2 separate regions of the Homo sapiens genome follow, and region 2 is linked to region 1. Evidence: read pairs that join two places in POLR2A ChIA-PET (ENCODE). Cell type or tissue: Panc1. All regions are shown on one strand. Each heading gives the region's core, and the rest is flanking DNA. Links, peaks and the distances in the headings are about the cores only.

What was found. Peaks named below come from ENCODE experiments on the same cell type or tissue, not always from the same donor. Only the 100,000 strongest peaks of a DNase experiment are listed, where the experiment ranks them.
Region 2: POLR2A ChIA-PET joins it to region 1 with 5 read pairs; 3 of 35 experiments call an interaction of 5 or more read pairs at or near these places.

The regions. Positions count from the first base shown.
Region 1 is chr12:50,589,185-50,604,425 of GRCh38, forward strand. The region is part of intron 1 of DIP2B (disco interacting protein 2 homolog B); the gene reads left to right. Among named protein-coding and RNA genes, the nearest start is that of DIP2B, 92 kb to the left of the region's middle. In Panc1, for the core only: a CTCF peak has its summit at 8,385; DNase peaks (open chromatin) are centred at 8,567 and 9,167; H3K4me3 peaks cover 1,062 bases; H3K27ac peaks cover 3,230 bases.
Region 2 is chr12:50,656,085-50,671,325 of GRCh38, forward strand. It overlaps DIP2B (disco interacting protein 2 homolog B), which reads left to right. Exons shown (of 38, transcript NM_173602.3): 4 at 4,110-4,235; 5 at 15,102-15,241. It also overlaps the pseudogene RNU6-238P. Among named protein-coding and RNA genes, the nearest start is that of ATF1, 100 kb to the right of the region's middle. RefSeq lists an enhancer at 5,320-5,379. In Panc1, for the core only: no CTCF peak of the experiment used is centred there; a DNase peak (open chromatin) is centred at 8,537.

The DNA.
Region 1 (15,241 bases), core at 3,935-11,934:
AAAAAATAAAATAAAATAAAATAAAAATAAATAAATAAAATTTGTTTGTCTTTGTTTTTTTTTTTTTTGAGATGGAGTACCACTCTTTTGCCCAGGCTGGAGTGCAGTGGCTTGATTCTCCTGCCTCAGCCTCTCAAGTAACTGGGATTATAGGTGCACGCCACCACGCCCAGCTAATTTTGTTCTATTTTTAGTAGAGAGGGGGTTTCACCATGTTGGCCAGGCTGGTCTCAAACTCCTGACCTCGGCGTCCCAAAGTGCTGGGGTTTCAGATGTGAGCCACCATGCCCAGCCATTAATTTAAAATTTGTGGTCATCCTTCAGGAGTAGCCTTTCTGAAGAGGTGACATTTGAGCTGAGACATGAATGAGGAGAGGGAGCCAGTTTATAAGAAAATCTAGGGAAAGTGTTTTTTAGGCACAGGAAATGATTGGTGCAAGGATCTTAAAAAGCTTGGTATATCTGAAGAACTGCAAGAATTGTGAGTCCAGTGAGTTAGGAGAGTGGTGGGAGATCGGGACCATTGACACAGGCAAGCAGGGCCAGATAATGATTGCTCTTGGGGGCCAGAGGGTGTATCCTCTGTGTTACTTAAATTTTAAACAACTGAGTAATTTAGGACCATCAGGAAGAAAAATTAAGAGAGGTTAAGAGAAGACATTTGAATATTCCAGTGGAAATATATGCTAATCGGGGATTAATTATCTTCCAAGATCCTCTTACTGCTTTCTCTCTTTTATCTGTTCTCTGCCTTTTAACTGGTGAAAGTAAGGGGGCAGAGGAGATAGGCATTTCCTGTTTCTCTCTCTCTCTCTCTTTCTCTGTCTCTCTCTGAGATAGTATCTTACTTTCTCAGGCTGGAGTGCAGTGACGCCATCATGGCTCACTGAGACCTCAAACTCCTGGGCTCAGATAATCCTCCTGCTTCAGCTTCCTGAGTAGAAGCTACAGGATCATGTTACCGTTTCTGGATAATTTTTTTTTTTTAATTTTATGTAGAGGTGGGATCCCACTATGTTGCCCAGGCTGATCTCGAACTCCTGGGCTCAGGCGAGCCTTCTGCCTTGGCCTCCCAAAATTCTGGGATTACACTTGTGTTTCTGCTTTCTCTCTGTTTTTGAAGATGCCATTTGTGGCCCCCACTGGAGAAGTAATTGAGGACAGTTGTGGCCCAAGGAGTGATTTTTTTTTTTTCTTTTTCCTGAGACGGAGCCTTGCTCTGTTGCCCAGGCTGGAGTGCAGTGGCGTGATCTCAGCTCACTGCAACCTCCGCCTCCGGGGTTCAAGCAATTCTCTTGCCTCAGCCTCCTGAGTAGCTGGGATTACAGGCACGCACCACCATGCCCAGCTAATTTTTGTATTCTTAGTAGAGATGGGGTTTCACCATGTTGGCCAGGCTGGTCTCGAACTCTTGACCTTGTGATCTACCCACCTCGGCCTCTCAAAGTGCTGGGAATTACAGCTGAGAGCCACCATGCCTGGCATGAATGTTGTTTTAATTGTCACAGCATCTGCTACTAGAGGATCATTATTATGATCATTTCCAGTGAAAGCATGTTTAAAAACAAACAAGAATTTAGACTTTAATATAAAATGTGTAGATTGATCAAAATTTGATGTTATGAAATTTTAGTGTATTTATAGACCAGAACCCATCTAGGAAACTCCACTTTCAAGTTAGATTTCTGTGTGCTATGGTTTGAATGTGTTGCCTCCAAAATTCAGGTGTTGCCAATGTGATACTTTTAAGAGATGGACTTTTAAGAGGTGAATGGACCATGAGGGCTTCTCTCTTGGGAGTGGGATTAAGGCCCTTATAAAAGAGACTTCACACAGGTTCAGCTAGCTTGCCCTTCTGCCTTCTGCCCTTTGAAAACTCAGCAAGAGGGCCCTTACCAGACACCAGATGCTTTGCTGTTGGACTTCTCAGCCTCCATAACTGTGAATAATAAATTTCTGTTCTTTATGAATTGTGCAGTCTCAGATTTCTGTTATAGCAGCACAAAATAGGCTAAGACAGTTTTTTCAAAGAGCAGGAATTCAATAATCTGTTTTACTTCTCCATGGACTTTGAAGGCCAAGAAACTAGAAGCTAAATTTAATGCCCAATTCTTGAACCTGAAGTTATTCTAGCCTTTTATGATATTGATTTTTCTTTTTGTTTACCCATCTGATTTTTTTTTTTAAATCCTAATCTTTTCCCCATTGTATTCCTTTTTTAAAATTCTTGGGGGTGAGATCCAAATTATGCATGATAATTTTTTTTAATTTATTTGAGACATTGTCTCTGTCTCCCTGGCTGGAGTACAGTGGCATGATCTCAGCTCACTGTATCCTTTGCCTCCTGGGCTCAGGTGATCCTCCCACCTCAGCCTCCTGAGTGTATCCTACAAGCACTTGACACCACACTGGCTAATTTTTCTTTTTCTTTCTTTCTTTCTTTCTTTTTTTTTTTAATAGAAACATGGTTTTGCCATGTTGCCCAGACTGGTCTCCAACTCCTGGACTAAAGCGGTCATCCCACCTGGGCCTCCCAAAGTGCTGGAATAACAGGCTTGAGCCACCGTGCCCAGCCATATGATAAAATTCTTATACTACATTGTATAAATGAGAGTTTTTGCATTCTGGCTGCTATTTTACGTATCAGGGGACTAAAACGATATTGTTTATTAACTTTTATTTCTTTATTTTTGTGTGTTTTTTTTTTTTTTGAGATGGAGTCTTGCACTGTTGTCCAGGCTAGAGTGCAGTGGTGCGATCTTGGCTCACTGTAACCTCTGCCTCCCGGGTTCAAGTGATTCTCCTGCCTCAGCCTCCCAAGTAGCTGGGATTACAGGCATGTGTCACCATGCCCAGCTAATTTTTGTGTTTTTAGTAGAGACGGGGGTCTCACCGTGTTGACCAGGCTGGTCTCGAACTCCTGACCTCAAGTGATGCATCTGCCTTGGCCTCCCAAAGTGCTGGGATGACAGGCGTGAGCCACTGCGCCCAGCCGATCTTTATTTTTATTTTTTTAGAGACAGCCTGTTGTCCAGGCTGGAGTATAGTGACACCATCGTAGCTCACTGCAGCCTCGAACTCTTGGGCTCAGGCAATCCTCTTGCCTCAGCCTCCTGAGTAGCTGGAACTACAGACAAGTGCCACCATGTCTGGCTAATTTTTAATTTTTTTTGTTGTGACAAGGTTTCATGTTGTTGCCTAGGGTCAAGCAGTCCTCCTGCTTTGGCCTCCTAAAGTGCTGGCATTATAGTTATCAGCCACTGCGCCGGGCCTTAACTTTTAGATTATTTATTTTCTTTCTTCTTTTTTTTGAGACTGAGTCTCACTCTGTCACCCAGGCTGGAGTGCAGTGGCACGATCTCAGCTCACTGCAACCTCCGCCTCCTGAGTTCCAGCAATTCTCCTGCCTCAGCCTCCTGAGTAGCTGGGATTACAGGCACACGCCACTACGCCTGGCTAATTTTTGTATTTTTAGTAGAGATGGGGTTTCACCATGTTGGTCAGGCTGGTCTCGAACTCCTGACCTTGTGATCTGCCCGCCTCGGCCTCCTAAAGTGCTGGGATTAAGCTGTGAGCCACTGCACCCGGCCAGATTATTTATTTTCTTTAGTGGTTCATAACTAATAGTATGATGCTTTTTTATAAGATCGTGCACCTGAAAGCCTCTAGCCTGTCAGTAATAGGTGCTTCTAAATGTTGGTTTTCTTCCTTTCTTTGAACTCCAAAGCAGTTGGGCATTGTCATATTCTCTAGGCACTGATGGCTGACCTGTTCACTGGAGAATTTAAATATGACAAGTTGTCAGTGTTAGTCCTTGCCATTAGACCTATTCTCCGTACTTCCTGAATTTGCACACAAGGCAACCAAATTTCAGTTTGAGCTAAACTTAAGTTTATGCTTCTACAGCCTTTCTCATTGTTTTATATACTTGGCTGGAATTAAAACCCATACAATAAGTAGAACTTGTGTATAGCCCTAGACTTAATGTCCTGGTTTAAGACCAGAGTGGAGTTCAGTCTTTTAAAAATGTAGAACTTGTTGGCTGGGTGCAGTGGCTCACGCCTGTAATCCCAGCACTTTGGGAGGCCAAGGTGGGCGGATCACGAGGTCAAGAGATCGAGACCATCCTGGCCAACATGGTGAAACCCCGTCTCTACTAAAAATACAAAAATTAGCTAGGCGTGGTGACATGCACCTGTAGTCCCAGCTTCTTGGGAAGCTGAGGCAGGAGAGTCACTTGAACCCGGGAGGCGGAGGTTGCAGTGAGCTGAGATCGCGCTGCTACACTCCATCCTGCCAACAAAACGAGACTCTGTCTCAAAACAAAAAAAAAAAAGGAAACACAAAGCAGTCCATTAAGGATATGTCCCAACCTAAAAATTATTCCACCCATTTTGCAGATGAGAAAGAGCCCATCAGAGATTACTGAATCACCTAAGGCCACAAGTAGAGATGAGATGTGGGCATTATTGGGAAATCAGTAGTTCCTACTAGGAATACACTCTTTTCTCCTCTCCTCTCCCCTCCTCTCCTCTCCTCTCCTCTCCTCTCCTCTCCTCTCCCCTCCCCTCCCCTCCCCTCCCCTCCCCTCCCCTCCCCCCCCCTCTCCCTTCCCCTCCCCTCCCCTCCCCTCTCCCCTCCCCTCCCGTCCCCTCCCCTCCCCTCCCCTCCCCTCTCCTCCCCTCCCCTCTCCTCCCCTCTCCTCCCCTCCCCTCTCCTCCCCTCCCCTCTCCTTTTCCTCTCTTCTCTTTTCTTATCTTTTCTTTTCTTTCTTTGATGGAGTTTCACTCTTGTCGCCCAGGCTGGAATGCAATGGCGCCATCTGGGTTCACTGCAACCTCCGCCTCCCAGGTTCAAGTGATGCTCCTGCCTCAGCCTCCTGAGTAGCTGGGATTACAGGTGTTTGCCACCATGCTCTGCTAATTTTTTTTGTATTTTTAGTAGAGGTGGGATTTCACCCTGTTGGCTGGGCTGGTCTCGAATTCCTGAGCTCAGGTAATCCACCCGCCTCAGCCTCCCAAAGTGCTGGCATTACAAACATGAGCCACTGTACCCAGCCTCCTTTGTTTCTTTTTAAATGTGAGGTATCAAAGCCCAACCAACCCTTCTCCACTGCCTCAATAATTAAGAGCACAGAAACAGATGTCCTGAGTTTGAATATGAACCATGACATCTTTAGCTATTTTCTCTTTGATATGAATTCCCATACCTATAAGAATAGTGTTTACCTCAAGGGATTTTATGAGAATTATTTTAGGTTTAATTTTATTGATGAGGCCTTTACAAGAAAAGAAACTCTTTTGTATTTGGCTGATGTTTCGGTTCAGTTTAGAATTCAGCAGAATTTTCTTTAATTTTGTAAAGTCAATACGTATTAGTGTTAAGCTTGGTACGTGTATTACCTCATATGATATAGTTTAGGACTTACATAACAGTATACTGCATTTATATAAGTGTGAAGCAGCTTACATGATCAGATTATTAATTGAGAGTTCAACATTAATTGTCAAATAGGAAAAAGTCATCGAAAATATCAAAATATATTTAAAAAGTTTAACCCACCTCTAATATTACATATTAAAAGATATTTATGGTTTTATATATAATAAAATGTGCGTTGCTAGTCTGTCTTGGTATTATATCAGTTTATATGTTTTGCTGTTTTTATTTCACATTACTAGTTTTTAGGTAGCGTTATCTGGCTTATTTTAACAATGTGAAATAACTGTCAGGTTTGAATGACAACTCTTAATGGGCTTGTCCTGCAGATTCCAAGATTCACCTTTTTGCATTTAACTGTAATGTAGTACTATGTGCTTTGACATTTTCTTTTTATTGAAAGAAATATCTACTTTGAATAACATGATATGTTTTAAAAATGATTTTCATACTACTGTTAAGTTAAATTGGCCATATAAATTAAGCTCAAGCTTGCATTTTAAAAGGAATAAACACATTCACAGCCATTGGCTCTAATAATGAGAGCAAAACCATGCTGACTCTGGTGATGCGTGTTTGCAAGCTAGTCGTGCACACAGTCGTACATTCTCTGACCCTTTGTGTGGTGGTGAATCTGTTTAGCTAGGAGAGTAAACTGGTAAGGTTTTTCATTTTTTAAAAATTTATTTATTTATTTATTTGTTTTGAGACAGGGTCTCACTCTGTCACCAGGGCTAGAGAGCAATGGCTCCCGATCACAGCTTAGCTCAACTGCAGCCTCAACTTGCCTCCCACTTCAGCCTCCCTGGGTAGCTGGGACTACAGGCATGCACCACCACACCTGGGCTTTTTTGTAGTTTTTGTAGAGGTGGTGTTTCACCATGTTGCCCAGGCCAGTCTTGAACTCCTAGGCTCAAGCAATCTGTCTGCCTTGGCTTCCCAAAGTGCTAGGATTACAGGCATGAGCCACTGAGCCCAGCCAGTTTTTTATTAACAGAAAGTATCAAGTACGTCAAGATTATATTTAATGTGGCCATTGAGGAGAATACTACATACATGTTCCTCTAGAACAGTTTTCTTACTTTGTGACAGTTGAACGTATTCAGCAACAAGTCTGTGTATTGATTTACATTATAAAATAAGCCATTTATTCATAGAAGTAAAATCTCCCATGGACTCAAGTAAAAATGTATGAGAAAGTAAATAAATAGCCTCTGGCACGTGACCTCCTGGGAATATATTGAAGTGCTCCCACCGTCTCCTCCTCCACTCTCAGTCTTGCCTTATCACCCTCAAGGAGTAGGATTTCTTTGTACCTTTGTGATCTCCAGTAGTTCCTGGAACATATCTTTCTGCTGTATGTAAGGAATTTATAATGTTCAGTAAAGCAGAATAATTTGATCATACTTTGCCAATAGGTGCTCCCATCTTCATGTAGTATTCTAGTCTGAGAAGTCCATGGCTGTAAGACTTTGGTTCATGTAAGAAGAATTCAAGGTCATTTATGAGTGCTTTGTAGTTGAAGTTCCATGTTTCCAAATTTACTTGTAAGTAAACTTAGTATATCGAAAGGAGTCTTTAACAGGGATAGAATTGTTTTAGAAGTATAAAAGTAAGAATTATAAGTAGAAACAAAAAATAAAAAATTGGGAGAGGGTCTTATGACTCAGTTTTGACTGTATGAGTTTGGTTGTCTCTCTTGCATGGTGGTAAAAACAGATTAACAAAAGAACAGGTATGGATGGTTGGAGGCAGGTCGTTAATATCCATAGCCAGTCTGGGCTGTGGAATCTTAGAGCTTTTCTGCTCATCTCTTCCTAATGGCTGTATAAGTGCCAGACCAGTCTGAGCTTCACTTTTGACCTGTCTCCAGGACTGGGAACCTCTCAGAAGGTTGACCTGGTTTGGATGATCCTAAAAGAGACAGTTTTCAAGTGGAATTAAAATAGACAGAATTCATGGCCAGGTGCCGTCACTGACACTTGTAATCCCAGCACTTTGGGAGGCTGAGACAGTGGATTACTTGAGCCCAGGAGTTTGAGACCAGCCTGGGCAACATGGCGAAACCCCACCTCTACCAAAAATTCAAAACTTAGCCAGTCTCATAACCCAGTCTCTAAATAAATAAATAAACAGATGAAAAAAATAGACTGAGAATTCGGTAACTAAGGAGTTGGATAACCCAAGATATTTAGATAAATCTTATTTACGTGTTTTTAAAAATAGCTGTCACTTGTCTTGGTTAGTTATATTTCCTTAAAACTTGGTGGTTATTACTTTTTATGAAAGAATCATTAGTATTTACTTTAAATGTAGTCAGATATTTATATGAGTAAATATTTCCACTAACTTCTTTTAGAAATTTAAATTTTAAAAGAAATAATTTAGTTTTTTTGTTATGTAGGTAGGGAAACTTACCAATTTCCCCAGTCTTTTGTGAATTCTATGGCCTTTTAGGCAAAACAAGAATATATACCCAGAGACACCATTTATACCAAGGCACTCCACTACACAAACTCTTCTGCACCTTGTTTTTCACATAATTATCTTAGAGAACTTTCCATGTCAACATATGTAGATTTACTTCATTCTTTTTAAGGGCTCAATAGCACATGTTGGAATGGGGAAACTATTAATTATTTGACAACATAACTACTTAAATCATTTAAAAAATATTTTAAGAAAAGGCATTTGAAAATCTGGCATCTTATATTGAAATCTTTGGATCTTTGTCAGTATCATAGTACTTCATCTAAATAATTTTCTTAGTTTATCCATTGGGCAAATAACTGGAGTACGCAGACAGCAGCTATCTCACTTTTTTGATTATTCTAAACAGGGAAAAGGTTAAAAATAAGAGTGTTACCTTAATATAGCACCATTAGGTGGTGCTGAGCCCTTCTATGCATGGAGGAGCGTTAATACAAACGAGCATCACTTCTTTGAATCAGAGGATGGGATGCGTGTTGTCTGATGGATCTGGGGGAGTTTGAGAGGAGGAGAACACAGCACATGGGAGTCAGTGAGGGTGGCTCATGCACATTTCCTGTTCAGTCCTTGACTGAGTCACAAGTGATACAGACTGGCAAGTGTGTGATGACTGCCGACTCCTGTTTAGCCGAAACAACAGAGTGCTTTAATAGTATTTTAGAGCTGCTTTTTTTGTAATTACATTTTCAGTCTTTGTGCACATAAAGTATGCATTAAAGTGAATTCTCACAATTAAGGAGAAGGATGAAAACTGAACAGTCAAGTTCTTTTGATAGTTTTACTCATTGGCTGAGCTGTTTTCAGTCTTTCAGATTTCCTTTTCTTTATGCAAACTTAGTGAGATAAAGTGAGCACGCTTGCTGAACTGAACGGGGTCACACTTAATTCCTTCAGGTTGGGTCCAGAGCAGCCATATGACTGACTGATGTAAGTTTCAGAAATAACTCAAGTAATTTCTAAATATGAGTTTGATTTAGTTTCTTTAATGCCGTCAAGTCATTTGCACCTACCCCACTTTTGCATTACTGAGCAAAGGACTTTTTCTCTTTCCTTTAGAGGAAGGAGAGACCAGGAATCCTGATCATTTATAAAAACTGGGTTAGCCACATAATTAAGGTAATAAGGATGATACTGTCTTGGAAACATTGGATTCAACCTTCATCACAAGATGTGGCCTTCTTGAATATATATATTTAAAAAAAGTTAAGTAGTTTTAATTCTAGACTTACACCCTTAGGGAGAATCTTAACACAAGTCCTTTTGTTGGCCTGCCTTCTGTTCCTCCCTCACACTACCCTCCTTTTCCCTCCCTCAACCCCCTGATTCCATCCTCTTCCTCTTAGAGACTTCTGGAACATATTATTTTACCTGGCTTTTCCACTACTTCTCACATTGCTCTAAAATGTATCCTTTTGCAACACCAAATTCCTCGTGACTGCCACTGCGTCATCTCTCTGGTCATCTATAAATGGATGCTTTTACAAAGCAGCCTGCTCTCCTTTCTCTAATGAGAATATAAAACATCTCCTTTCCCTTTTTTATTCTTTCTTTCAGTTGCAGCTTTGATGATAATCCTTTACCAGCATCTTCCAAGATGTCTTCAGATCCCCTTCCCTCCCCTCCCCCCTCCCCCCTCCCCCTCCCCTCCCCTCCCCTCTCCCCTCCCCCTCCCCCTCCCCCTCCCCTCTCCCCTCCCCTCTCCCCCTCCCCTCTCCCCCTCCCCTCTCCCCCTCCCCTCTCCCCCTCCCCTCTCCCCCTCCCCTCTCCCCCTCCCCTCTCCCCCCTCTCCTATCCTTTCCCATTGAGTGGACACATTTTTGTCTTTCTTTTGGGTAGATTCCTAGAAGAAGTATTGGGTCAACACATATAAACATTAAAAAAAAAAAAAACTCTTGGCTGGGCACAGTGGCTCAGGCCTGTAATCCCAGCACTCTGGGAGTCTGAGGTGGGCAGATTGCTTGAGTCCAGGAGTTCAAGACCAGCCTGGGCGACATGGCAAAACTCCATCTCTACCAAAAAAATACAGAAATTAGCAGGGCATGGTGGCCTGCACCTGTAGTCCCAGCTACTCAGGAGGCTGAGGTGGGAGGATTGCCTAAGCTCTGGAGGTGAAGGTTGCAGTGAACCGAGATGGCACCACTTCACTTCAACCTGGGCCACAGAGTGAGACCCTGTCTCAAAAAAAAAAAAAAAAAATTAAAATTTAAAAACTCTTGAACAGGCTGAGCACGGTGGCTCACGCCTGTAATCCCAGCACTTTGGGAGGCCAAGGTGGGTGGATCTCCTGAGGTCAGGAGTATGAGACCAGCTTGACCAACATGGTGAAACCCTGTCTCTACTGAAAATACAAAAAATTAGGTGGGTGTGGTAGTGCATGCCTGTTATCCCAGCTACTTGAAAGGCTGAGGCAGGAGAATCATTTGAACCTGGGAGGCGGAAGTTGAGTGAGCCGAGATTGCGCCATTGCACTCCAGCCTGGGCAACAGCGCAAGACTCAGTCTCAAAAAAACAAAAAACAAAACAAAAAAACAACTCTTGAACACTGCAATTGTTTCCCCTGAAGGGATGGTCTGATTTCATTATTTCTTCATTTTAACCAGCTATTCGTATAATATAACATAGAAAGCTTGACAGGGTGTAATCATAGCCTTTGTCCAGGGAACTTGGAGTCACTGTTATTTATTAGTGTAACAGCTATTATCAACACCATTTCTATAAAAATTACCTGTTTTCTGCGATGGCAATAGGAGATTTTTGAGATTATGATCTTTTGTATTGTTTTGCTCTTTTCCTGATCATGTAATTTATGACAACAGTTCTCTAAGGACATCCGTATTTATATTCACATTCAACTGCTTCCATTTCCTGCAGCTCAACTGAGCAGGGAAAAAAAATTGAAATATTGAGAACCTTTGTTTTTAATTAGTAAGCTACCTCAAATGTCAGAGATGGTGCAACTTTATAGAATCAGAAAGAACTATTTTCATGATGGTAAGTAATTAACTTTTACTCATTCAGAGTAGGAGACAAGTAAATTCAAGAATCATGTATGTTTGAATTATATCTCTGCCCCCTCAGTCTTTATAGATAAAATCAGGACAGTTGATTTAGACATCTTTTGACATCTCAAGTGATATCCAAAACCATCCCTGGCCCCTACCAGCTAGTGTTGGATGAGGACAAAATATTTTCTGTGAATTCACTTTTTAAATTATTTAACTGTGTTGATACTAGAATAAATTGATTCCTGTTCTCCACAGAAATGTCCTTGTTGTAGCGTGCATAAATGTGGGTATCAATAATACTTTGCAAATGAGAAAGACAAATCTACCTGTTATTCATAAACTAGAGGTACTTCAGGTGTTGGGAGTGAAAATCTGTTCACTGGAGGCTGGGTAGGGTGCACCTGGCCTGGGATTACTGCCTGCAAGATCATCTTTCCCCCTGTTGGACAGCTCAGGAAAACATTCACTTATCTACTGAAAGAGGTAGATAAGTTTTTAAATCAGTGGCTTGTTTTTAGAATGGTTTCTGTAAAATCTGGGTGTTGGTACTTATTTTTTTCCCCTTCCAAAAATTACCTTTTAAAGATGAATGAGTGAGTGGGAGAAGTCTGATATTTGCTTTAGTGATAAAGCCTAGAACATGTTTATGTTTCTCAATTCATTGATTTGCATAGCTATTTCCTCTTCCTGGAGGGCTCCCCCTGGAAACCTCTTCCCAAGATATCTGTAGGGCTGACTCCTCCTGGTCTTACCACCATCACCACCATGACCACCATCACCACCACCACCACCACCACCACCACCACCACCACCACCACCACTACCACCACCACCACCAGGTGTAGTTCACATCTCACATTCTCAACTGGGTCTGCTGGATTGCCTGCCTCACCCATTGGAAGCCCTCATCCCTGCTCTCTTTTTCTAACTTTTCCTTAGTGCTTTCTACCTTCTATCATTCCATATAATCTGTTTATCTGTTATGGTATAATTTGTCTTGTTCCTTCAATCTAAGCTCCACAAGGGGACCCTTGTCTGCTTTGGCACATCCCAAGTGCCTAGACCAGTGCCTGACTTTCGTAGCAGGCCCTCAGCATTGGCCAAATGAGGGATTAGTAGTAATGTGTGTTTATGTGTATAGTACAAAGTGCGTGGAACATGATGACCAGGGAAAGTCTTTTCATTTAAAGGGTGTTTGCTATATATATCTATATATTTTTTTGTTTGTTTGTTTGTTTTTTTTTTAGACAGAGTCTTGCTCTGTCACCCAGACTGGAGTGCAGTGGCGCGATCTCGACTCACTGCAAGCTCCGCCTCCCAGGTTCACGCCATTCTCCTGCCTCAGCCTCCTGAGTAGCTGAGACTAGAGACGCCCAGCTAATTTTTTTCTTTTGTATTTTTAGTAGAGATGGGGTTTCACTGTGTTAGCCAGGATGGTCTCGATCTCCTGACCTCGTGATCCGCCCACCTCGGCCTCCCAAAGTACTGGGATTACAGGCGTGAGCCACCGCGCCCGGCAGCTTTTTATATTTTATGTAAAATATTTTACATTTTTTTTTTGTATTTGGTTTTTATACTTTAGCCAGTTCGTGAACACTCCTCTTCCTTCTTTAGGCTGTTTTTGTTGGCCTTCATAATGTTTCTGTACATTCTTACTATATCTGGCTTTGTATTTAACCTGTTGTTTTTATTTTAGCTGTTAAATCTTACCCTATCTCATGCCCAGCTTCCAATGACCCCAGTCTGTTTGCATGGGAGTTTGGTGCTAGGCACCATCTTCACCCCTGTGTTCTGTGCTCCATCCAGTCCTGGTGTGCATAGTTATTGCTCCAGTTGTATAATTCAACATTCTCATTTTGTGATCAGAGAGCAAAAATTCTTTCTCATGTTATTAGCCACTCAGGGTTGAATTACAAAGGAACTCTTGGGGTTTTGGAAGTCCCGCTTGTCAGCTTTGGTCAGGTTCATGTAATTCAAACCTCAAGCTTGTATATTAATGTACTGAAGTAATTCCCACCTCTTCCCTCTTACGAATCTACTAATAGAACGAGATGTAGCAGGGCCTTGCACACTCACAAATGGTATAGTTGTACCAAAGATACTTATGTATAAGTTAATACATACATATCTCTTGGCAATATAATCAATATCTAAATTAATTTTTTTTTGAGACAGTGTCTGGTTCTGTTGCCCAGGCTGGAGTGCAGTGGTGTGATCTTGGCTCACTGCAGTCTCTGCCCCTGGGACTCAAGCCATCCTCCCACCTCAGCCTCCCTAGTAGCTGGGAATACAGGCACACACCACTGTGGCTGGCTAATTTTTGTATTTTTTGTAGAGACATGTTGCCCAGCTGGTCTCCAACTCCTGAGCTCAAGTGATCCACCCACATTGGCCTCCCAAAGTGCTGAGATTACAGATGTGAGCCACTAAGTCCAGCCTAAATTAAAATTTAATATTTAGGGGGCTGGGTGCGGTGGCTCACGCCTAATCCCAGCATTTTGGGAGGCCGAGGCTGGCGGATCACGAGGTCAAGAGATTGAGACCATCCTGGCCAACATGGTGAAACCACGTCTCTACTAAAAATACAAAACTTAGCTGGGCATGGTGGTGCACACCTGTAGTCTTAGCTACTCGGGAGGCTGAGGCGGGAGAATCACTTGAACCTGAGAGGTGGAGGTTGCAGTGAGCCGAGATCATACCACTGCACTCCAGCCTGGCAACAGAGTGAGACTCTGTCTCAAAAAAAAAAAAAAAAAAAAAAATTGGCGGGGCGCGGTGGCTCACGCCTGTAATCCCAGCACTTTGGGAGGCCGAGGTGGGCAGATCACAAGGTCAGGAGATTGAGACCATCCTGGCATACACGGTGAAACCCTGTCTCTACTAAAAATACAAAAAATTAGCCGGGCGTGGTGGCAGGCGCCTGTAGTCCCAGCTACTCGGGAGGCTGAGGCAGGAGAATGGCGTGAACCCGGGAGGTGGAGCTTGCAGTGAGCCGAGGTTCGGCCACTGCACTCCAGCCTGGGCGACAGAGCGAGACTCTGTCTCAAAAAAAAAAAAATAATAATATTTAATTTAATATTCACACATAACTATTTTTTCTCAAGCAAATGAGTGGTGACAGTTAAAAGTAGGCAAGGTCATGCCCTTTTTACACATAAGCAAAGAATATAGTGTTGCCTGTACTGTGTCCAGGTGTGAAAAGAAGACTAGGCAGGGTGGGAGGAACTGGGAAGAAAAAATATCACAGTGTAAGAAATGGACGCTTGGTTTAGTCTTAATCTTACTGCCTAGGCTACGCAAGTAAGGTATTTGAGAATTGAGTCTTTTAAAAAACATCTTGGCCAGTACGGTGGCTCATGCCTATAATCCTAGCACTTTGGGAGGCCAAGGCGGGTGGATTGCTTGAGCCCAGGAGTTTGAGACCAGCCTGGGCGACATGGTGAAATCCTACGTCTCCAAAAAACTAGCTGGGCATGGTTGCATGCTCCAGCTACTCGGGAGGGTGAGGTGGGAGGATCATTTGAGCCCAGGAGGTCGAGGTTGCAGCAAGCCATGATCATACCACTGCACTCCAGCCTGGGCAACAGAATGAGACCTTGCCTTTGGAAAAAAAAAAGACTCAAGTCATTTTGTGATATTTAGTGCAGAGAAGAGAAGGGAGAGGTATGACTTGGCCCACCATTTTATTTATTAGGAAGATTATTGGTTGTCTTTCAGGTTTTTAAGCTACTTATTCACCTTAGGTGATTAAAGCTCATTTTTCTGCTGAAGTTCTTTTTCAGAAACTGCTCAAGGATAAATTCACAATGATGAGAAAGCCATGGCCTGGTTCCAGGCCTTGGCTTGCTGAATTAGAAGAACACTTTGGGGAAATGCTGACCTTGGCATTGACCAGAGTACCAAATTCCTTTCTTGCATTGTTTTGCATCATGCAAGCTTCTGATGGATTGTACGCTCCTAGATAGTGATAGTGCATTCAACACTGTGCTATATACAGAATAAGCTTTTGAAAGAACCGAGAGCAGACAAGTTAGGCAATAATTATAGTACAAAAGGTTTTACTCTGAATCCTTTAAATAGCAAACTCTTTAATGTTCTTAAATATGATTGATTATATACAGTTTTTGAGAACCTAATGTATTAAATTTAATAAGGAAATTTGTTGGCAGCATGCAAGCATATATCCAACCTCATTTCATTTTCTTGTGAGCTAACGTTGTCAAGTGACTGTGTATATATATGCATTACATGCACTGTGTACATTATAAGTAAATAGCACAGTAGTAGACTTTTTTGTGGCTGACCTT
Region 2 (15,241 bases), core at 4,306-12,305, 67 kb after region 1:
TAAGTGGAAAGAGGGAAAATTAGAATGATATTGAATTGGAAATGGAGGTATTAATATGAACTCATCATTTTAAATATAGTTAGAAACAGATGTAGTTATATGTATATGAATTTCTTGATCCACCAAAAGGGCTTAGAAAAGATACCCCAATAGCACTGAGTACCCCTGCTTCTAAGATTTGGTTTCTAAATACCATTCATTCTTCACTAAAAGGAGCCACTTTTCCTTGAAGAAAGGTATAATTCTAGGTCTGGAGGAGGAAAAGTACCTCATGAGCATGGAATATCTTATGTCATAAAACAACTGCTCAAAATTAAGGAACTGTGTCCAAAGGACATAAGAACCCATATGAAGGGACTCCTATTGGCCAAGTCTGCCAAAATATGAGCATCAAAATAATGATAGTAACAGAATAGTCATGGAATAAAATGAGAATCCATGGGCTCATAGTGATATAAATAACTAAGGGAGAAAGGAAAGCTTTTTTTCTTTCTTTTTTTCTTTTGAGATGGAGTCTCGCTCTTTCACCCAGGCGGGAGTGCAGTGGCACAATCTTGGCTCACTGTAACCTCCGCTTCCCAGGTTCAAGCAATTCTTGTGCCTCAGCCTCCCAAGTAGCTGGGACTACAGGCATGCGCCACCATGCTCAGCTAATTTTTGTATTTTCAGTGGAGATGGGGTTTTGCCACGTTGGTCAGGCTGGTTTCGAACTCCTGACCTCAGGTGATGCACCCTCTTCGGCCTCCCAAAGTGCTGGAATTACAGGCATGAGTCACCATGCTGGCCAGGAAAACTTTTTCTTATAATAAATACCAACTAATAAATATGGAAGAAATGGTAGAGCTATAAAATTATCATATTGTAATTGTTATTATCATAATTGATTCCGTGCTCACTTCAGCAGCACATATACTAAAATTGGAACGATACAGGGAAGATTAACATGGCCCCTGAGCAAGGTGACACACAAACTCGTGAAATGTTCCATTAAAAATAAAAAATATTTTTTAAAAAAATGGCAGGTGTGGTGGCCCACACCTGTAATCCTATTCACTTTTGGATGCCAAGGCAGGAGAATCCCTTGAGCCCAGGAGTTTGAGACAGCCTGGGCAACATAGGGAGACCCCATCTCTATTTACAAAAAAAAAAAAAAAAAAAAAAGTTGATTCCACCAAGAATTATCAATGGATGCTAAAACTAGTGAGTTGAAAGGTTGACAAAGTATGTAACATTTATATAGTCTCAAAAGTATCCTCCCATGAATTACTTATTAATTGCAAACGGAAGAATGGTTAAGTTTACAGTGAGTTTATTTAGCAGATACCATAGTGACCAAAGTAACCAACTTTGCAATTAGAGTTATGTTACCATAGTGGAGCAGACACCTCCTGACATCATGTTTTGAGAAAGACATTATTTCTGGCTGGGCATGGTGGCTCATGCTTGTAATCCCAGTGCAGCATTTTGGGGGCTGAAGCAGGAGGATTCCTTGAGACCAGTAGTTGGAGACCAGCCTGGGCAATGTAGTGACACCCCATCTTTACAAAAAAAAAAAGAAGAAGACAACAAATTATTTCTATGGTATTTCTGCCAAATTGCATAACCTGAAATTAATTATAAGGAAATATCAAGCAAGCCAAAATTAAAGAACATTTTACAAAATAACTAGTCTGTACAAAAATATCAAGATAATAAAAGGCAAAGTAAGGCTGAGAAACAGTTCTGGATTATAGGGGAATCAAGAGACAGGACAACTAAGTAGGATTTCCTCCAGTAGATCCCAGATCAGGAAAAAAGGTGGGAGGGAAAACCTATAGAGGACATTATTGGGACAATAGACTATGTTGGAATATGGATTGTGGGTTAGATAATAGTTTGTATCAATGTTGAATTTCTGTATTTTGGCTGGTAATCCCAGCACTTCGGGAGACTGAGGCGGGTGGATCGCTGGAGCCCAGTTCAAGACCAACCCTAGGCAGCATACATAGCAAGACCTCATCTCAAAAAAAAAAAAAAAGAAAGAAAAAAAAGAAAAACAAGAATTTCTGGGGTTTGTTGTTTTGTTTTTTTGAGACAGAGTCTTGCTCTGTCGCCCAGGCTGGAGTACAATGGTGTGATCTCGGCTCACTGCAACCTCCGCCTGCTGGGTTCAAGTGATTCTTCTGCCTCAGCCTCCTGAGTAGCTGGAATTACAGGTGCGTGCTACCATGCCTGGCTAATTTCTGTATTTTTAGTAGAGACAGGGTTTTACCATGTTGGCCAGGCTGGTCTTGAACTCCTGACTTCAAGTTATCCACCCACTTAGGCCTCCCAAAGTGCTGGGATTACAGGTGTGAGCCATTGCACCCGGCCAATTTTTCTGGATTTTGAATAATGTCCTGGGGTTATATAAGAGAAAATTCCTTATTTTTAGGAAATATGTTTGAAACATTTCTGAAGAAATAAGTACATATACTTTGATCTCAGCAGTTTTTGTAATTAATTCTAAGAAAATAATTAGACATGTGCTAAGGTGAAAATACTGAATTATTCTTTCTATGAATAATTTCAAAAATTTGGAAATAACCTAGTATCTGATAATAAGGAATTGTGTAAGTAAATCATGGCACATTCATGCAGTGAAATACTATGCAGCCCTTAAAAGTTATGTTGTTGGTCTGTACACAGTGAGGTGTTTCTCCTTGTATTAGTGGAGGTTTTTTGGTTGCAAGAAACAGAAGCTGGCCGGGCGTGGTGGCTCACGCCTGTAATCCCAGCACTTTAGTAGGCCGAGGCGGGCAGATGACAAGGTCAGGAGTTCAAGGCCAGCCTGACCAAGATGGTGAAACCCCACCTCTACTAAAAATGCAAAAATTAGCTGGGCGTGGTGGCGTGTACCTGTAGTCCCAGCTACTTGGGAGGCTGAGACAGGAAAATGGCTTGAACCTGGGAGGCAGAGGTTGCAGTGAGCTGAGATTGCGCCACTGCACTCCAGCCTGGGCGACAGAGCGACACTCCATCTCAAAAAAAACAGGTCAACTTACATAGGCTACCTTAAATAGCTGAGGTAGGTCATAGAAACAAATCAACATTTGAAAAACCCCTAGAAAGGAGAGATAACTCTGGGAATCTCAACCTTGAAGTTTAAAACCTTCCTTCTTTCTAGGGCATTGTCACATTGTCGTTAAAGTGATTCCATTTAGGACCTGCAGTTTCTTGATTCAGAGTTTAAATTTAAAAAAGAGGATCTCATTGGTCTAGCTCTTATAAGGGGTATATTTACTTTACAGAGCGGTATGGAAGGATAGTTTGTTTGTGGATTAGGCCCATTCCTAGACAAAAGGAAACTATTTTTTTTGTGACTTAGGAAGCTACCTCAGCTGTTATCTACCTCAGTAAGATTTTGTAAGAGTTTTTTTTTTTTTTAGCGGGATACAAAATACTGTGTACAGTATGATTCAATTTTGTGGAACTATAGAGTGACCTTTGGAGTGGGGGTAGAAAATGAAGAGTTTTGTTTGGATGTGTTAATTTTGAGATTCCTATTAGACATTCAAGTAGAGAGCTGAAATTTTTTGTGCCCAAAGTGGCAAACAATTAACATCTGCCCTTATGTTTTTCTAGATCAAAATAAATCCTTCTCTTCCTGTGGCATAGAACTGAGGGGTCTCAACCAAGTTTTCTTTCAGACTTGAAAGAAATTTTCTTTCAGTTAAGAAAATCCTAAGCTTCTTTTCTTGAAAAATAATGAGTGTTCTCCAGGCACCTGCACAGCGCTCATTCCATTTGAGGCAGAATTTCCTGCTTGGCACAGATGCATGTTAGACTCAGTATTCTGTCCCCACCCACCTCCCCACATCTCTGTCAACTCTTTGTCTGGTGTGTTAAGGAGTCACACATCATTCTGGACTTCATTTTCCTCCTCCGTAAAATTATCCCTGGCTTCTTTTATTTTTGTTTTTGATTTTTATTTCTAATTGGTCTTAATCAAATTATAAATAAAAATCATCTGAACGTCCCCTTTACCTTTTTTTTTTTTTTTAAACAATTGAGGCAGTGATAGTTCAGCTCACAGTGGTAAACACTTTCAAGAGCCGGAAGCTAATAAATGCAAATGTTTGCTTTTTCAGATATCCACACAGAAGCAGTTCAGGCTGCACTGGCAAAGCATAAAGAACAGAAGATGGCTTTGCCCATGCCAACCAAAAGGCGATCCACATTTGTTCAGTCTCCTGCAGATGCCTGCACACCTCCTGGTAGGTTTATCAGAGCTTTTTCTCTCTGACAGTTAATACCTTGATGTTCCTGAAATAAGTTCTGCTTTTTCTTTTCTGAGGTAAGAACCAGAATCTTCTCCCCGCCATTAGAGGAATGTAAGAGAACACTCTGAGGTGGCAGATTTTGCTTGTCATCTCGTAAACAACACACAAAAAGATGTCTTAAGAGTAAAACTATTCAAAACTAAACAAAAAAACTTTCCTTCTGAATTTCCAGTCTTTTTTTTTTTTGGCTGTAATCCCCAGACTTATGTAGTCATAAATACAGGCCAAAGCTTAGGCCAAAATCCTGCTGTGTTAAATAGCCACTTTCATTGTCACCCAATATACTACTTGTAGTCATATATCTAATTCATTTGTACTCCTAAACCAAATGCTTCGTCTCTGCAGCAGGCATGAGAATTGTTGGACTTGGGACAAAAGTTTTTGTGTCATTAACAATTATGGAAGAGCAATCATGCAAAGTTGTGATGGACCTGCAAAACGTATATAAGTGTGTTTATGTGTGTGTGTGTTAATGTATTTTGTACACATTTATTTATTTTTTAAGAATCTACTTTTTATAACGGGGTCATGAGATCAGTGAGAACTAGGTATCTTCATCCCATCCCTGTTCACCAGACTTCAATCCTTATGCTCCCTAAGGTAAATTTAAAGAGTTATAACTTCATATTTGAGGAATAACTAGAAACAATCTAAGTTGTCTTGTCTGTTCAGAATCTCTCCCAAAGTTTTTTTAAAACCTTAAAAAAAATTTTTTTTGAACTTCTCTAGTGGAAGCTCGAAAAAAATTTTTTTTAGATCGAATCCCAGACAAGATCTTGATATAGGCCTTTGAGACTAAACATAGTAAATCTATTTCAGAGCCTCAATATAGTGTCTCTCTTTCTACTTTCATGTTACTGGTAATGAAATCTTTGAGAACAAATTTCCCCATACTTTTTTGGCCTAAACTACTTAATACGTCTTTGGGGAGATTCCTAGGTTGCCTTATGGTTGACTTTGATTCACAGCTGTCAAGTTGTTGAGCTGTTCATACTGATCCTATTCCCTGATCCAGATTAATATTAATAGTTTTCTTCTCGGTTTTGGCTAACTTCTCAGAGCATTTGGGTATGCTGTGGGCTCATTTACTGTGTGTGCTTTTTTTCTTCACATCTGTGGTGTCAACATGTTTGAAAGAGAAATAGCTCTGTGGCTTCAAGTGTTTCTCAAAATGTATCACAGGGTACCTCTAGCCGGCTATCACAGTAAGACAGTTTGTGTCTATAATGGTGCATACCTCAAACCTACTCATTGAAAATCTTGGATGGTTTCCCTTCCACATTAGTACAGCACAAGTTGGGTCCTCATGGACAAAGGGGGCTCTCAGTTTAGTAGCTATTCCTTTTTGGCAGATTACACTGCAGTGTGGCTGAGGGTTCAGTTGCAGTAAATGGCAAAGGGTAGGGAGCAGCATGACATGTAGTTCTTGGAAATAATCCCCTCCAAAGCTGTATCAAAGACATGCAGTTTCAGAGTAAATAGGCTGCCCTTATGGCTTTGGGTGAAATGTGAGAATGCAGCAAAGACCTTGAGAATGCTCAGAAGGAGTGGAAACCTTTTTTATCCGCTTTTACAAAAGTCACTGCCTGAGGGGAATTCACGAACTCTAGAAACAAATCGCAGCTGTTCATTGCTGAATGAGACTGTAGTCCTTTGAAATTAACTATAGGCCTCTGTATTTCTAGACACTAATGTTCTCCTCTGTCTGCAGCCTTGACGTTGTGGCCTAATGTTCTTGATCATATTATATGTTTTATACATAATAATTTCATGATTCCAAAGATACAATCCTTTCTCCTAAGACTTGTATTCAGCAGAACAGAGTAATAAAAAGGTTCTGTACCCATTTATCTCCTGTTCTGGGGATCTCTGGGTAGTATCTGAGAAGGCTTCATGTGCTGTGAGGGACATCTGTGTTGTCAAATAGAAGAGGAATTCTCTCACAACAAGGGGAAACATTGAGCGCACCCTGCATAGTGATTTCTCACACAGCCCCCACATGGGATATCTTGATGCTGTCATGCAACAATTACACACATGCCTAAGACAAATACTTTGCTCTAGTGAGGAAATTTGGGAAGAACTCTTATCATAAGGCTTCCATTAGCCCCTTTCATTTTAGGGAGTAGAATTTGCTGTTCCCACATTAGGAATCGATTCCATTCTCTCCAAGATCTTAAGAGCTACCAATTGGCTGTTTCCAATGCCTAGTTGTAGCTTAATCCTACATCAGTATCTCCCAGAACTTGTTACAGCCTAACCCAGCGATGTGGAATAGGTTTTATCTCGCATATGTACTCTGATAGCCATAGAAACACTGAAGCTTAGAAGATGCCGAGGCTGTGTTCAAGGGAAGGGAGGAGGAAGAAAACTTACATTAATCATTGCCATTAAAGTCTTTAAAAAAAAAATGAGCTTCTGGCCAGCTACCAAAGTGACCTAAAGCGGGGTACGGTGGCTCATGCCTGTAATCCCAGCACTTTAGGAGGCTGAGGCAGGCAGATCAGGAGGTCAGGAGTTCGAGATCAGCCTGACCAACAAGGTGAAACCCCGTCCCGGCTAAAAATACAAAAATTAGCCAGGTGTGGTGGTGCGTTCCTATAGTCCCAGCCACTCAGGAGGCTGAGGCAGGGGAATTACTTGAACCCGGGAGGCAGAGGTCGCAGTGAGCCGAGATCGCGCCATTCAGTCCAGCCTGGGTGACAGAGCGAGACTCCATCTCAAAAAACAAAACAAAAGTGACCTAAGAACAGTTGTGGTGCCGGGCGCAGTGGCTCACGCCTGTAATCCCAGCACTTTGGGAGGCTGAGGCGGGTGGATCACAAGGTCAGGAGATCGAGACCATCCTGGCTAACACAGTGAACCCCGTCTCTACTAAAAATACAAAAAATTAGCCGGGCGTGGTGGCAGCGCCTGAAGTCCCAACACTTTGGGAGGCCGAGGCGGGTGGATCACAAGGTCAGGAGATCGAGACCATCCTGGCTAACACAGTGAACCCCGTCTCTACTAAAAATACAAAAAATTAGCCGGGCGTGGTGGCAGCGCCTGTAGTCCCAGCTACTCGGGAGGCTGAGGCAGGAGAATGGCGTGAACCTGGAAGGCAGAGCTTGCAGTGAGCCGAGACCGCGCCACTGCATTCCAGCCTGGGCAACAGAGCCAGACTCCGTCTCAAATAAATAAATAAATAAATAAATAAAACAGTTGTGGCCAGGTGTGTTGGCTCATACCTGTAATCTTCACACTTTGGGAGGCTGAGGTGGGAGGATTGCTTGAGCCTAGGAGGGGACCAGCCTGTGCAATATAGCGAGACCCCATCTCTACAAAAAATTAAAAAGTTAGCTGACTGTGGTAGTGCATGTCTGTTGTTCCAGCTACTTGAGAGGCTGAGGTGGGAGGATCGCTTGATCCCCAGAGGTCAAGGCTGCAGTGAGCCGAGATCAATCAACCGTACTCCAACCTGGGAGACAGAGTGAGGCCCCATCTCTTTAAAAAAAAAAAAAAAAAAAAAAGCAAACAAAAAGTTGTACCACTCTTGCAGGGAAAAATTAGCCTAATAGCCTAATATTTTACAGGATTTAGTTGCATCTTTCTTTGTACACTGCCTGAGATGTTACAGCATACATCATAAAGCACATCTTGGGTCAAGGCTGTCACTCTGCACTTGCTGTCTTGTATGCACCTGGTTTCTGGGATAACTTCTAGAGTGCACCAGCCAGTCAGCTTCTTTGGGAGGCACTCAATACGTAACTGTTTGAATTACTGAACTGATGAAAATTTAGAGCTGCTCTTTTTGAGGGATTTAATAAAAAGGATTAAGGAGTAAAATATGTCAGATATTTTGGCTTTATTTATAGTATCATATAGTCTGGAAAATATGGTAAATAGTTGGCATGGGAAATAATTTGTCTTTTGTTCACAAATCACCTGATAAGATGTCAGTCACCCTAAAATTTGCTTATTGAATTATGTACACTAATTTCTATCTTGTGAATTAGAAAATTTAAATTCTCTAAATTGGTAGCAATCTATGGTTCTTTTAGTGCTTGTGGCCTTTTTCAGAGTCTTTTAGACTGCTTGAATTACTGCCATCCAGTTCCCTTTATGTGCTGAAATCATTTACTAATGTCATGAGGCAATTACCTCAGCTCTTTCTTTGTAGGGGTTCTTTGTGTAATGCTATTACTCATTCATACGGAAAAGCACAACGCAAAAACTACAGCATATATTTTTTCCCTCTAAGCTTTTTCCGCACCCTTGTGGACTTACCCTTTGCTGCGTTCTGAGAGTGCACAGATGACCAAATAGACCACATAATGACCCTAAAGCACAGTAAGCTATTTCAACTAGCTTAAATTTAGAAGTCTGTCTCACACAGGACTCTGCTTGAGAGTAGCTAGAGTAATTCATAGGGCCAGAAGACAAGGAGAATTTCCCTCCTTTTTTGGTTTTTGTTTTTTTTTTTTTTTTTTTTTTTTTTTTTTTTTTTTGACACAGTCTCTGTCACCCAGGCTGGAGTATAGTGGCTCAATCACAATTCACTGCAGTCTCAAACTCCCAGGGTCAAGCAGTCCTCCCACCTCAGCCTCTCTAGTAGCTGGAACTGCAGGTGCATGCTGCCACACCCGGCTAATATTTTTATTTTTTGTAGAGTTGGAGATGGGGTCTCACTGTGTTGCTCAAGCTGGCCTCAAACTCCTGGGCTCAAGAGATTCTCCAAAGTGTTGGGATTATAGGCATGAGCCACCACACCCTGCTCTATATTTCTATATATGAAAATGATACCCAGCAACAGATTGGGATATTATCCTTTTAACCTACTTTAATAATGCTTCATGGAATTATAGTACATTATGGTATGCAAAGAACTTTCACATACTAATGACCGCCCTGTGTCATTTGTTTCTCATAAATACTCTGTAAAGTAGGAAGGGCAGATTTAGAGATAAGGAAATAAGCAAGTTCATAGTCGCTAAGTAATTTGCCCCAGGTCAAATAGCAATTAAGTGTCAAACTCAAAATCTTGATTGTGTTCATTATTCCACTGAAGTGTCATGTTTATTTAGAAAATTCTATTTACTTTATAGCCGCGACTCATGCCTATAATCCCAGCACTTTGGGAGGCTGAGGCCCGAGGATCCTTTCAGCCCAGGAGTTTGAGACCAGCCTGGGCAACATAGCAAGAGTTATCATCTCTACAAATAATTTTTTTTAATTCCTTCATAGTGCTAAATAAAATAAAAATTTTAAAAATTAGCTGGGTATGGTAGTGTGTGCCTGTGGTTGTAGCCACTCAGGAGGCTGAGGTGGGAGAATCACTTCAGTCAAGGCTGCAGTGAACCATAATCACAGCACTGTACTCCAGCCTGGGTGACAGAGTGAAACCTCAACTGAAAAAAAAAAAAAAAAATTCCTCTTTCCCTAATAGATACTCACGTGTATGCATGGTACTGGAATGAGCATTTTTACAACCAAATTAAATAACTGTTGTCTTCTGAATGGTTATAGTCCTAAATATGTATCAGTCAGTTAATTTGAACTTAGAATACCTGCTGATTTACCAGGTTGGGGAGTCTTTCCTAAATATTCTAATTTTAACCTAAACCACAAAGTAAACAAAGTTGGCAAATCAGACCTCCATAATAAATGTGCTCTAATTAATAGAGTCAGATCATTTTAATAGTGTATTTTATGATTGGTGTGGGGTAGGACCAATGGTCCACAATTACTTGGGAGACTAGTGAATATCCAGTGTTCTTTAAGCCAAAGTACAATAAAAACCCACTGTATCCGGTTGAATTTGTTTCAATACCTGATTGTAAAATTTAAGGTTTGCTGATAAGAGTAATGTTATGGTTACCATTTATTGCATGCCCTCAGTGTACCAGTCAAAGGGCTAAGTGCTTAACATATATTTTTTTCATTTTTAGTTCACTCAACAGTTTTCTACCCCATTTTACAGAAGAGAAAACAGGTTTAGAGAGGCTCAATAACTTGCCCAGACTTCTGTTTTTAGACATATCAGTTAGATAACCTGAAAATTATCTCCTAGAAAGATAGGGGAAAGAAAATGTTCTTTTAGAAATACTGGGTAAAATGTAACCAGCTTTTTAAAAAATGTATACAGGAGCAAGGGAGAATGATGAACACTGAAAAATCAGAATGGTGAGGTGGTGCTTACTTCCGCTGGGCTGTAGGGAGGAGAATCAGCAAGCCAGGGACCTTAATGTTAACTATAATGATAAAACCTTGGGCCCATCTAAGGTTGCAAGCTGGAATTAAGATCCCTGGAGGGACTTGCATCTTTAGCAGTTGGGTGAATTAGAAAAAAGGAACCTGTCAAAAAAGCTTGCCTGAGGCCGGGCGTGGTGGCTCACGCCTGTAATCCCAGAACTTTGGGAGGCTGAGGTGGGTGGATCACGAGGTCAGGAGATCAAGACCATCCTGGCTAACACGCTGAAACCTTGTCTCTACTAAATAATACAAAAAATTAGCCGGGCATGGTGGCGGGCGCCTGTAGTCCCAGCTACTCGGGACGCTGAGGCAGGAGACCCTGTCTCAAAAAAAGAATAAAAGGAATTAGCAAATTCCTGGGCTCAGGCCATCCTCTCAAGTAGCTGAGACTATAGGCACACACCACCACACTTAGCTAAGTTTTGCATTTTTTGTAGAGACAGGTTTTTGTCATGTTGCCCAGGCTGGTCTCAAACTCCTGAGCTCAAGCAGTTCATCCGCCTCAACCTCCCAAAGTGCTTGGGATTACAGGCGTGAGACAATGCGCCCGGCCAACATGCTAATTGTTTATATGTTTACTAATTGGTTATAGATGGATTGTAGGCTTCTGGTGACCAGTATTCAATGGTGCCTTGTTAAAATCACAGCAGATTATAAACTGAAAGGCAAACTATGTTTTCAGAATTGTTTTCTGTTGCGTATTCGTTATATATAAGAGCTTAGGGAAGATGTTTTATTTATAAGTGATAACAGTCATGAGTTTATTTTTAATCAGAGCAGAATCAGTAGGGAAATGATAAATTTCTATTATTTAATTTTGCCCAAATTTCTACAAATTCATAACAATTTCCTGGGTGACAAATTGCTTTTAAAATAATATTTAAGGGACCTTGTTTTGATTTTTAAAAAGATACAATCCCAGAGCAGTGCTACATTTTATGTAGACTTCACTACATAATCGTCTTTTAACTTTACCCGGATAGTTTCTTATCTGTGACCATAGGTTGAGTTATTCATAGTAAGCACCTCATTTCTCAGGTGGCATCATTTGGCACAGTATTATTTTCTTCTACCAACTGTTAGTCAGTTTCTGCTATCTTTCCCTTCATGTTTATAGGAAGCAATTAGCCATTTAAATTACTCTTAGGAAAAATTTCAGGTTATTCCAAATCAAAAAGAAATACACATTCCTTTTAACCATTCTCCTGGGGATTAGAAGAGGAATTAATGTTGATTGGCCAGGTGCTATGGGCTGGCACCAGTATGGGTGCTTTCTGTACAGTGTCTTTGTTCATGGTCTCCCAGCTATGGTTAGGATAAAGGCAAGTTTCCTTAGCTTGTCTTACAAGGCCCTTGGTGGCCCAATGCTACCTACTTGTCCAGTCTCATCTCCATGACTATCAGTCTTGCATCTGTGCTCTGGCTAGTCTCTGTTTCTTTAATATCTTTAAAAAGTTTTCTGTCCCCTCCAAGCTTTCTCGCGTGCAGCCCCCTCTACCTGACGCTGCACTCTCCCTACCTCTGGGCCTTTCATAACTAATCCCTACTTAGCCATCAGGCCTTGGGTTAGGTCTTACTTCCTTGGGTGCCTGCCTTGAACTCCTCTAACTCATCTCAGTCCCATAAGAATAGGGACTATGTCTTCTTGCCCAACTTTTTATTCCTACCAACTACTGTAGTGCTTAGTGTGTTTGTCAAATGGACGAATAAGTAAACAGTCTTCTCAGATGGGTAATTTTATCCCCAAGTCACATAGCTAGTAAGAGGTGGATCCTAGAGTTTGAATGGAAGACTGACACCAAAGCCATGTTTTTTTCCACTACGCTAAGCTGCCCCATAGTTGTAAGTCATTAAACACTGAAGACTGGCAGACAAACAGGGTAACTGAATTGAAACAATACACCTAATTGCATAATTGATCCAATATAGAAACATAATGAAACCCATTTTCCATAAACCTAATCATGAAAATACTGGTTTTACTGTCTTTTTAAAATTGGGTTATTCTGATTTTAAACTTAAACAAATTAAAATACATATAAATGATACAATAAAATGATACAATAAAAGCAGCCCACAAATCCAATGGAGATTGTGGAATCTTGAGATAACTTACCTTGAAAATACTTTATTCTTAAGGTCAAATTCACCTATCCTAGGGGCCCTATCCCAACTTCCTCTCTGTTTTTTTTAACATGTTTGCTAAGACAGGAATATTTGTGTCCCGGGGTACAGTTGAAATGTTAGAATATTTTCTGAAAATTACACAAAATGCTTTCCTTAAAGGGGTACAGATGTGATTACTTCTTTTTTTCTTTAAATTTTCTTTTAATCACCCCCCTTTTGCATGATAGATCTCATTCTTCTTTATGGACCTCATCACTTTATCTCTTTGGGATCTGGTCACTATTTATCTCTCCACCCTCATTTTTTTCATTTTTTTGCCTTACTCTTCAAAGTCTTTGCTCTATGTACAAAGAAGTACTTGAAATCCCTGACTGTGGTTGGTTCCCATCCTGCGAAACCCTTTGATTACTCCCGTTTCTTAGCATCTGTTTTATTCTTTTGAAATTATCTGTGGGCTTCTGTGTCTCCTGTAAGCCTTTTTAGGGCACTTACTGTGTCATAAGCACTCATACACTTCACAACCCCTAGGACTTGACATAGTTCCTGGCACATGTTGTGATTAGTACTTTTTAAAAAGCAAAAACAGTCACAGGCTTCAGACCTTCCTCAATATGAAATAATAAGTTGGAGGTAGTACAGAACAAGAAGCAAGGGTATAGTCATTATATAACTTTCTGGGTTTTTTGTTTTTGTTTTTGAAATGGAGTCTCACTCTGCCTCCCAGGCTGGAGGGCAGTGATGCTATCTCTGCTCACTGCAACCTCCGCCTCCCGGTCTTAAGTGATTCTTGTCTGCCTCAGCTTCCCGAGTAGCTGGAATTACAGGTGTGCACCACCATGCCTGGCTAATTTTTGTATTTTTAGTAAAGACAGGGTTTCGCGATGTTGGCCAGGCTGGTCTTGAACTCCTGACGTCAAGTGATCCACCTACCTCGGCCTCCCAAAGTACTGGGATTACAGGCCTGAGCCACTGCATCCGGCCCATTATTTTAACTTTCTCTCTTGCTCTGGACCTGCAGAATTTGACTTCTAGATTAGATGAGTCTTTTGTGGTTCAGGTTCCCATTGTGAGGTGCCAGCAGTTTTCCAGCCCCATTGGTTATGTATTTGGCTCTTTGAACCAAAGCAGAACATGAACCTACAGTGTCACCTGAGTTAGACGGAAAGGGTTCTGCAGTACTAACCACAGAATGTTTAATTTTTAAAAACAATGAAATTCAATCCACAAGTTGTAAATCATAACACCCAGAAATCATTTAGAAAGGTTTATCTCACATTAGACCAAATGCCCTCTTTAACTGCGTGCTTCATAAGCTTAGAACCCTGAAATAAATTCCTGACTTCTGTTTTCCCCGGCTTTTGCTTCCCTATATTTGGTTGAGTTTTTTTACCCACCCCCCACCCAGCACGCTTTTCTAATTTAGGCCTATTTTCCTGAAGTCAGAGCCAAGCTGAATACAGACATAAGTGGATTTCTCACAATTCTTCTCCAGCTGAAAATTAAAGAAAGAAATACTGATGCTGTGCCTTCTCCTGTCATGCTTGGAAAGCTTACCTGTGCACCCTGACTGGCTGCCTTTCCTACTAAGGCCATGAATAAGTCCAGGCTAAGGATTGTTTACGCCACTTCATTCCCTAGCACCTAGCTCACTGTTTGGCACGTATGTTTTTTGTTTTTTGTTTTTGTTTTTGAGTTGGAGTCTCGCTCTGTTGCCCAGGCTAGAGTGCAGTGGTGCGATCGTGGCTCACCGAAACCTCTGCCTCCGAGGTTCAAACGATTCTCCTGCTTCAGCCTCCCAAGTAGCTGGGATTACAGGCATGCACCACCATGCCTGTCTAATTTTTTGTATTTTTAGTAGAGATGGGGTTTCACCGTGTTGGCCAGGCTGGTCTTGAACTCCTGACCTCAGGTGATCTGCCTGCCTCAGCCTCCCAAAGTGTTGGGATTACAGGTATGAGCCACCACGCCCGGCCTGGCACATACGTTTTTAGCAAGAATTAAGTTTTTATGTCTCCCTGTCAAGATCATTTCCTTAGAGACTAATAAGTACTTTGTCAAAATCAATGTAGCAACATACCACAAGAAGAGATTCAGGAAGACATATAAGTACTTCAGTATTATTTGAACATAAGTAGATGGACTAGAAAAATTTAGATACTGATTAAGCTTACAACAGAAAAGCAGGGAATAAAGTTTAAATGTTTTGAAAGAGTTTAAAAGAAAACAATTAAAAATTACCTATGGAGTTAGGCTATTTTATTTTTGTAGGCTTTGGTCCATAGACTTTTCCTTGAGATTCTTGAGAAACTTTACATATTAATCTACCTTAAGAATGCGAATGTTTTGCTGGTGTCGAAACTGAATGTGTGATCAATGAGCAAGAACTGAAAAGTCTCTGTTCTAGGTAGGATCGAGAACTTCTTTTTTTCTAATTCCACACAGACACATCTTCGGCCTCTGAGGATGAGGGCTCTCTGAGACGCCAAGCTGCGCTCTCTGCTGCCTTGCAACAGAGCTTACAGAATGCTGAGTCCTGGATCAACCGTTCAATTCAGGGATCGTCCACTTCTTCATCCGCATCT